Linked DNA regions of Homo sapiens: region 2 is linked to region 1. A link is an interaction called in ENCODE POLR2A ChIA-PET data of the cell type or tissue named here. Cell type or tissue: Panc1. All regions are shown on one strand.

Region 1 (5,000 bases):
CCCCCAGGCCGGACCTCAGCCTGTCTCCAGCTCAAAGAAGGAGCAGAGACTGGGCTCGGTGGGTCACGTCTGTAATCCCAGCACTTGGCAAGGCTGAGAAAGGTGGATCACCTGAGGTCAGGAGTTCAAGACCAGCCTGACCAACATGGAGAAACCCAGTCTCTACTAAAAATACAAAACTTAGCTAGGTGTGGTGGTGCACGCCTGTAGTCCCAGCTACTGGGGAGGCAGAGGCAGGAGAATCACTTGAACCTGGGAGGCAGAGGTTGCAGTGAGCTGAGATTCTGCCACTGCACTCCAGCCTGGGTGACACAGTGAGACTCTGTCTCAAAGAAAATAAAAATCAGAGAGGAGCAGAGAGCACAGTTCAGCCCAAGGGACCGGTCCCCATGTCCACGCCAGACAAGCATAGTGCCAGCCTGCTGGGGACCAGAAGTCGTCATCCCACCACGGCCGGCTTGCATTGAGCAACCCAAGGAAGAGGGTTTGGATGGAAACTCCGGTTCCTGAAGGAGCCAGTGCAGGCTCGCTCTGGGAGAGCCCCAAGGCAGCTCTGGGCTCTGCCCAAATCCCAGCATGGAGGATTCGCTCAGAAAGTGAGCCAAAACCCTCTTTCCTCTTTACAATTCCAGTGTGAATGGCTCCTCCCCAAGCCCAGCCCTTTCTCGTGGTGGCGTCACCAAGCATCCCCCGCGCCAAGCAATGATGGAAATTCGCTGCTCCAAGTCTTCCCGGCCCGCTGGAGCTGCAGCTTGGACCCTAAGTTGTGACAGCACCCTCCCCTCTGCCCACAGCCCAGAGGAACACAGGTGCAGCTGGCTAAAGGTCCACCAGGAAAACCCACTCACCAGCTCACCTCTGAACAAGACGTCCCTGGCACCTCACTAGAGCTTGCTCGACGAGATCTCATGAAAATACAGGAACTGGCCTCTGGAGAAGCCACAGAGGCATGCCTTTGGTCCCAGCAGTGGGCTACAGCCCTGCCAGCCACCATGCCTGGAACTACCCTGTAGTAGCCTCTGGCTTAAAATCCACTGCGGGTCCCAAACCCTCTGAAGTTTAAGAGGGGAGAAAACAGGCAGAAGGGGAAGGAAAGGAGTCACCTCACCTAGCAGCCCCTATGGATGGGGGAGTGTCCCAGGATGCCTGGGGATGAGGGGCAGGGACAACTGTCATTTTAAAATTTTTTTACTGAGGTGAGATTTGCACTACATAAAAATCACTATTTTATTTTTTTAGTTTATTATTATTTTTTTTGAAGTGGAGTCTCGCCTTGTCACCCAGGCTGGAGTGCTGTGGTGCAATCTCAGCTTACTGCAGCCTCTGCCTCCCAGGTTCAAGGAATTCTCCTACCTCAGCCTCCCAAGTAGCTGGGAGCACAGGTGCCTGCCACCACACCCAGCTAATTTTTGTATATTTAGTAGAGAAGGGCTTTCACCATGTTGGCCTGGCTGGTCTCAAACTCCTGACCTCAAGTGATCCGCCCACCTCAGCCTCCCAAAGTGCTGGAATTACAGGCATGAGCCACCATGCCAGGCCAAAATTCACCCTTTTTAAAGTGAACAGTTTGCCAGTCGTGGTGCCTCATACCTGTAATTCCAGCACTTTGGGAGGCTGAGGCAGGAGGTGACTTGTGCCCAGGAATTCAAGACTAGCCTGAGCAACATAGTGAGACCCCATCTCTAAAAAAAAAAAAAAAAAAAAATTTTTTAATTAGCTGAGCATGGTGGCATGCACCTGTAGTCCCAGTTACTCGGGAGCCCAAGTGGGGAGGAGTGCTTGAGCCTAGGACCTAGATCGAGGCTGCAGTGAGCTGTAACCACACCACTGCACTCCAGCTTGGGCAACAGAGTGAGACCCTGTCTCAAATAAATAAATAAAATTAAAGTGAACAATTTGGTGGCATTTAATACAATCACAATGTCATGCAACCATCACCTCTGTCTAATTCCAAAACATTTTTATCCCCCCAAAAAGGAAACTCCCTACCCATGAAGCAGTCACTCCTCCTCATGCCCCATCACTCCCGTCACCCACTAGTCAGCATTCTGTCTCTATGATTTATGCATTCTGGGCATTTCATACAAATGGAGTCAGACATCTGCACAGCTCCCTTCTCTCCTTGTCCTGACCTCCCTTCAATCCAGGTGACTGCCTCACCCCCTGCTTTCAGGGGCAGGCACATGACCCAAGTCATGCAAATCAGAGTCATCATGATCAGTTTCTGAAGGGAGCTTGTGACTCAATCCCAGCCCATGAGAACACCCTCAGGACATCTGCTGAATCTGCAGGATAGGAGGCTGGAGTCGCTGGCAGCCACCTTTACTGCCACCCAGGGCACAGTTTCTGAGGGGAGCTTATGACTCAATCCCAGCCCATGAGAACACCCTCAGGACATCTGCTGAATCTGCAGGATAGGAGGCTGGAGTCGCTGGCAGCCACCTTTACTGCCACCCAGAGCACACCCACTTGAGAATGAGACCCACACGGAGGAAAGCAGAGACAAAGGGGAGGCCCATTCTTGTCAATATCACCTGAGCTCCTGGATCCACCTCTGCCTGAAGGCAGAACTAGCCTTAGAGGCTGTTTACTTTTGAAAACCATTAACACCTTCTGTACTTAAGTTAGTTGGAACTGGATTTCTGTAATTTGCAACTAAAAGAGACCTGATTAATATTTGTGGCAAGGGGGACTCCAGTTTCACTCTCCTGCCTTGGCACCTTCCCATTCCTTGTGGAATAAAATGCAACCTCCCTCTTAAGGGGTCCTCCCTCCCCTTTCAGGCTTTGTACCCCTGCCTCTCGGTTAACACACCAGCTCCACAATTCTCACACACACACATGCATGACACACCCACATGCACACACACATATGCACCCATAGACACATGCACATATACACACACATATGCACCCACACACACGCATGCATACACATACACGCTTCACACACATGTGCATACACATGCACCCACACACATATACACACACATACACACCCACACACATACACATGCATACACATATGCTACACACACATGAACACACATGCACCCAGACACACATGTATACACATATATACACACCTATGTACATATACACATGCATGCACACATGCTACACACACATATGCACATACATGCACTCACAGACACGCATATGCACATGCATTTACACACAAGCATACACACACATTACACACACATATGCACCCACAGACATACACACGTGTACACATGCATATACACACATTCATACACCCACACTACATACATGCACCTGCAGACATACACACGCATATACACATGAATTTACACACATGCATACCCACATGCTACACACACATATCCACCAACATACATACACATATACACATGCATATACACACATGCATACCTACACACTACACACATATACACTCACAGACGTACACACATATACACATGCATTTACACACGTGCATACCCACATGCTACACACACACATGCACCCACAGACATACACACACATATACACATGCATTTACACACCTGCATACCTGCATGCTACACACATATCCACCAACAGATATACATACACATATACACGTGCATATACACACATGCATACCCGCACACAACGCTTCCTCCTGCCACAGGGTCCTTGCTCTTGTCTCCTTTGCCAGGACACTCTCATCGCCCCCTCCCCAGCCCCCAAACGCTTACTCATCCTTTCACACTCGATTCAGGCGTGACCTCCTCCAAAAAGCCTTCCCTGACTCAGCGCCCTCCTCTCCTCCATCTGGAAGGTGGCCTCCCGGACCCCCGCAACCCCATGCGTGGTTCCTCGCAGCAGTTGCCCTCAGGCTCCTGTCAGTTATCTGTCTGTGTCTCCCGTCTGCCCCCTGCACAGCCACACTGGGATTCTTCAGGGCAAGGTGTGTGTCTGGCCATGGCTGCCCAGTACCATGCTTGGGCCATATAGTAAGACCTCAATTCACCTTTGTTGAATGAATGAATGAACAAAATGCCTTGGAACACTGTTTTAAAAGAGAGGTTATTGGCCGGGCATGGTGGCTCACGCTGTAATCCCAGCACTTTGGGAGGCCGAGGCGGGTGGATCACCTGAGGTCAGGAGTTCAAGACCAGCCTGACCAACATGGTGAAACCCCGTCTGTACTAAAAATACAAAAATTAGCCAGGCATGGTGGCATGCGCCCGTAATCCCAGCTACTCAAGAGGTTGAGGCAGGAGAATCGCTTGAACCCAGGAGGCCGAGGTTGCAGTGAGCCAAGATTGCACCACTGCACTCCAGCCTGGGTGACAAGAGCAAAAACTCCATCAAAAAAAAAGGCCAGGCTCAGTGGCTCACCCCTGTAATCCCAGCACTTTGGGAGGCCGAGGCGGGTGGATCTCGAGGTCAAGGTCAAGAGATCAAGACCATCTTGCCCAACATGCTGAAACCCCGTCTCTACTGAAAATATAAAAATTAGTCAGGCGTGGTGGCACGCACCTGTAGTCCCAGCTACTCAGGAGGCTGAGGCAGGAGAATTGCTTGAATCCGGGAGGCGGAGGTTGCAGTGAGCTGAGATCGCGCCACTGCACTCCAGCCTGCCAATAGAGCGAGACTCCGTCTCAAAAAAAAAAGAGGTTATTTTCCAAGTTTTCTCCAAAGATACAGAGTTTAAATTTATGCCAGCAGCCTTTATCCGAGCAAGCGGCCAGTTCCCATTCTGTCCCATATTTAAGGATGCAATTTCTAATACTGCAGCCATCAGTATTAGATGAGTATTCCTTCTGCTGAGGTCAACCTCTGGAGGCCCCTGCTCCCTTGCCTGCAGCGGCTCACAGGGAGACCTCTGACACCAACAGCTGGAGGAGGGGTGGAGTTCACTCCCCCCAGCCCCAGTGATCTGACTAGGTGTTTCAACACCACCCAAAGTCTATCTGACGCTCTCATAGTGACTGCATTCATGGGTTTTTGTTGTTGTTGTGTTTTTTTTGAGACGGAGTCTTGCTGTGT
Region 2 (5,000 bases), 190 kb before region 1:
CGTGGGGTAGGCAGCCATGCACATGGCAGTCAAGGCCCTCCCTTTCCATTCCAGACTGTGATTGATCCGTGCTCCCCTCCCCGCCCCGACCCCACTCCCCGCCCCGCCCCCACTCCCCGCCCCGCCCCCACTCCCCGCCCCGCCCCCACTCCCCGCCCCGCCGCTGGCAGCGGGCAAGGACCCACGACTCATCCCATGGCCTCCCTCTGGGTAAGTGCTTGTCGACTGAGTCAACGACTGAATCAGCCGCGGTTGTCAGGGCTCAGCTGGACTGAGCGCTGCTGCCTGTGGGCGTTTCCTCCTCATGTGTTTTTTATCAGCAGCAGCGGCTGCAGGGTCCCCGTGCTCAGGGGTTGCCTCTGTCGTGCTCACTCTGCCCCGCGCTCTGTCCACACCCCTGCTCCATCCAACTCGCAGATGGAGCGGTTTCCTTTGAGCCCCAGTCCTGTCCAAACACACATGGGTGCTGGGCTTTCCCTGTGGCACATTTTCTACCCTCTGTAGGCAGGAAAGAGCAAGCACATGGAGGCAGCCCTGTTGTCCTTGGCCTTTCCAGGACACCTGGGAGGAGACAGCACCCTGTGAGGCTAAGAGCTGGACTCTGGAGTCAGAAAGGTCTGAGTTCAAATCCCACCCCTGCTGCTGAGAGAGTGGCACAGGGCAGTTTCACCACTGTGAGCTTGTTCCTCCTCTGTGAACTGAATAATAAACCCTGCTTTCCAGAAAAGAGGCGCACAGAGAGGACTTTATCATAGGGCCCACGATGAGCTCCCGGGGTCCGAGCGAGAGACCCGCAGCACCACTTGGTGGGGGCAGGGCCGTGTGTCTGCATGTGCACCTGTTCATCTGCCCACCGCAGGCTCTCACATACCAGGGCTTTGTCTTCTGCAAGGATGACCAAGACATGGCCCTGCACTCAGGAAATGACAGGCAAGGAGCGTTCTCAGGGGTGGCAGATGTAGCGAGAGCACTTGGGTCGGAGCCACAGGGCTCTGGGCAGAGACTGCGGTTCCGTGTTGGGGGAAGGAGGTTAGGGAGTCAGGAAAGATCTCCATCATGTGGGGGCCTTGAATTAGAAGTTCAGCAAGTGCCACAGACTGATTTCACATCCCACCACAAGTATTTATTGAGCACCTATTGTGTAATAGGCACTGTGCCTGGTGCTGGGATACACGGGGTGGTAGCACAAAGGAAGACACTGCCCAGGGCTCCTGGCCTGGCGGGGACACAGACAAGGGCCCAAGGGATGGCAGCCCCAAGGGGCAGGGCCAAGCTGGGCCATGCGGAGGGTGCCGTGGGACTGCCTGGCAGGAGCATCTGTCCACCCTGGGGATCAGTGCAGAACGTGATTCCATCCTGATGGAAAAGACGTTTCGGCTGGGAGCAGAAAGATGAGGAAAGCGCTGCTGTGTGGCATGGGGCCAGCTGCTTCCCCTCCCTGAGCCTCGGTCTCCTCACCCACAAGCGGAGGGACTTGGAGCTCTGCTCTCTCAGGTTCTGGTGGCTCTGATGGGATGTGACACCCATGACATTCCCAGGAGCTGAGAGGATCTCCTGCTACTTGATAACCTGGAAGGCCCGTGAAAGCTTAGGGCTCTGTCAATGTAGGAATCAAGGCTGTGGAGGCAGATTAGCAGCAGTCCAGCCCCGAGCTGGGACCTGCTCAGCACGCCTCCTCTGCACTGGCATTGCCTGCATGTCCAGGTCCTGCCACAACTGCACACTCCACCTCCCAGCTCGAGCCCCGGGGCCCTCTGAGAGGAGGCAGAGCTTCTCTCTTGGTCTTTGCTGCAGCTCTGCACCCTCCCCAGCCGGCCCAGGAGCCAGATGGGACCCGGCCGAGCTGCAGAACACCGTGCACCTTCCTGCAGTCCTCAGCCTGGGACCTGAGGAGCACAGGCTGATGGCCTGATGCGGCTTCCAGACAGAGCTCAGCCCACTCTTGGGAGGTGCCAGCTGCCTGGGTGGTCTGGTATCGGAATGAAATCCAGAGGCCAGAAGGAGCCCAGGGTTCAAATTGCCACCAATTTCCTGAAAGTTCCTCTAGAGCTCCGGGCAAACCCACCAGTTGATTGCGGAAAATAACAGACCCCTCACTTAAAACCAGATGTCAGCATCTGTCTTGAACCAGCCCAGGGAGAGACAGAGGCCCCTGCTCCCTCCTTTTCCTCCTCCTCCTCTCCCTCTTTTTCCTCCTCTTCCTCCCCCTCCTCCTTGTCTCCTCCTCCCCCTCCTCCTTCCCCCTCCCCTCCTTGTCCTCCTCCTCTCCCCCTTCCAACTCTGCAACCAGGTCAACCACAACCTCTGGCCACACAACAGACCCTCTGCAAAGGAAACAACTTAGCTGGCACCTAAAAATATTGACTTGTGTTTTTCTTTAAATAGAAAGGAAACTCAGCTCACTCCACCCCAGTGCTCCTCTTTCTGGATTCGAGTGGGCACCCTGGGACCTCACCCAGACTCAGCCGCCCCCTCACTGAGCCACCTCGGTTTGGAGGGATGGAGCCATTCAGGATGGAGGAGGGAGTGGGGCTTGCCTGCTCCTGAGAAAGGTCTCCTGGGGCAGGGTGGGAGTGGGGCTGACTAGATATCTCAAAGCCCCATTCATCCAGAGAGGGATGGCCTTTGATCAAGGAATGGGGTGTCTCTGTGGCACACATAAATCGGAGGATGAGGTGGTCACAGTTACCAGATGATCCATAAAGCAAGAAGAGTGACAGGGGCCAGGCACAGTGGCTCATGCCTGGAATCCCAACAGTTTGGTAGGCCAAGGCTGAAGGATCACTTGAAGCCAGGAGTTTGAAACCAGCCTGAGCAACATAGAAAGACCCTGTCTCTACAAAAAAAAAAAAGCTAGCTGGGCATTGTGGCATGTGCCTGTAGTCTACAGGCACTAACTGGGAGGCTGAGGTGGGAGGATCACTTGAGGCTGCAGTGAGCTAGGATCATGCCACTGCACTGCAGCCTGACTCTAAAAAAAAAAAAAAGAAAAGAAAAGGAAGGGGGTGACAGGGAGGCTCTGATGCCTCAAGCAGCCAGGCCTCACCCAGATCTCCTGGGCTTACTGAGCTTACCCCGCCCCAGATCCCCACTTGGGCCTGTCTGAAAAGCAAGTTGGTGGACAGTGGCTAGGGCAGGAGCATCTCCTTCTGGGTTGGGTGCCAAGGCTGTAAGCTCTGTCTGAGAGTAGAGGCCCCTGGGCCGGGTGGCTCTACTCCTGCATCTGTGGCTGGCCTCATGAGGGCCCTTGAGCTCACACAGGCCCCTGCAGCCGGGAGCCCCTGCTTGATAATGAGGCACAGCCATGCGATGGGAACTAGGGAGAGACCCTGATGCGCTGATGGAAGCCATCTCCAAGTAAGGCTGTTGGGGGAAAGAGGAAAGAGGGAGCCCCGTGTGTGGTGTGCGGTACCCACCTTGGAGAGCACAGATGGGTCTGAAAGCTCTGGGCGACGCCCAGGAAGCTGACCAGTGGGTGACTACTGGAGAGGGGAATGGGGATTCCTTTTACTGTCGGAATCCCCTTTTCTCGATTTGGTTTGCGTTTTCATCCAATAATGCATGCTGCTCAGTTCTGAATGTTTGTGTTCCCCCCAACCCCTAAATTCCTCTGCTGAAATCCTAACCCCCAAGGTGGTGGTATTAGGAGGTAGGAGCTTTGGGAGGTGATGAGGTCATGACGGTGGAGCCCTTAGGATGAGATTTAGTGCTCTTGCGAACGTGGCCCCAGGGAGCTCCCTTACTCCTCCACCACGCGGGGTCACACAAAAAGAAGCCAGCCCTCAGGGAACACCAAATCTGCCAGCACCTTCATCTTGGACTTCCCAGCCTCCAGAACTGTGAGAAATAAAATTTCTGTTGTATATTTCTCTTTTGCTTATAAGCTACCCAGTTTACAGTACTTTGTTACAGCAGCCTGGATGGACTAAGACACATGCAAATAGTTTTTAAAATGTCAGAGTGCTACAAGTAAAACAAACAAAAAAAAAACCCAACCACTTCCTACCCCACCCCTTCCCACGCCCAACTGCTACACCCAAGAGGTGACAACTTACTATTCTTTTTACCTCTTCTGATATTTACTGCCGTATTTCTCAATAGCCTGCTTATGCTTCTGTTTTATAATCTTTTCATTTTTGGCATTACCTGGGTTCAATTCCAGGTGCTGCCACTTACTAACTGTGCAACCCTGAACAAGTCACTAATCTGTGCCTCAGTTTCCTTATCTATGACATGGGATCATAGTACCTACACCATAGGGCTCATGTGAGGATTAAAGGAGTTTACACATGTAAGTATTTATTCTGTGCTTGGAACATAATAAGCTCTCAATTAAGTGTTGGCGCTATTATTATTATTACTATTAACTTCCAGGTATGAGAGATGAGGAGTCACACTCTTCTTCCAACTTCATGGTATGGTTGTATTACAACTTTTGATTAATCAATATTCATCATATTATTATCGGTATATAAATATTGTTTACAGCTGAGCCATGTAGTGTACTATGATTAAATTTCCTTTATAGTTTATTTTTTGCTCTATTTTTCCTGTATGTAATTATCGCCTTGTCTTTTAGTTTCCTAACATGAGATTTTCCCCTCCAAATCACTGACAGAATTGTGACTTTTCTGTCAATATAACCAATATGTAAGGTCACCCATTGATTCCACTTCTGGAGCCTGTTGGCCTCCTCCTCCTCACTGCAACCTCCGTCTCCAGGGTTCAAGTGATTCTCCTGCCTCGGCCTCCTGAGTAGCTGGGACTACAGGCATGTGCCACCTAATGTTTGTATTTTTAGTAGAGACAGGGTTTCACCATGTTGGTCAGCCTGGTCTTCAACTCCTGACCTCGTGATCCGCCTGCTTCGGCCTCCCAAAGTGCTGGGATTACAGGCGTGAGCCACCGCGCCTGGCCTAACATATTTTTGTAAATGAGATAGACATTAAACAAATCAGTAAAAGAAATAAGTATTAACAATTGTGGTAAGTGCAATATAG

Evidence for each region. ChIA-PET counts read pairs that join two places held together with the same protein. Peaks named below come from ENCODE experiments on the same cell type or tissue, not always from the same donor. Only the 100,000 strongest peaks of a DNase experiment are listed, where the experiment ranks them.
Region 2: POLR2A ChIA-PET joins it to region 1 with 13 read pairs; 6 of 35 experiments call an interaction of 5 or more read pairs at or near these places.

What each region holds. Positions count from the first base shown.
Region 1 is chr1:9,474,763-9,479,762 of GRCh38, forward strand. No RefSeq gene overlaps it. Among named protein-coding and RNA genes, the nearest start is that of LINC02606, 48 kb to the left of the region's middle. In Panc1, no CTCF peak of the experiment used is centred here; no DNase peak of the experiment used is centred here; H3K27ac peaks cover 1,681 bases.
Region 2 is chr1:9,280,290-9,285,289 of GRCh38, forward strand. No RefSeq gene overlaps it. Among named protein-coding and RNA genes, the nearest start is that of SPSB1, 10 kb to the right of the region's middle. In Panc1, no CTCF peak of the experiment used is centred here; a DNase peak (open chromatin) is centred at 298; H3K4me3 peaks cover 455 bases; H3K27ac peaks cover 2,744 bases.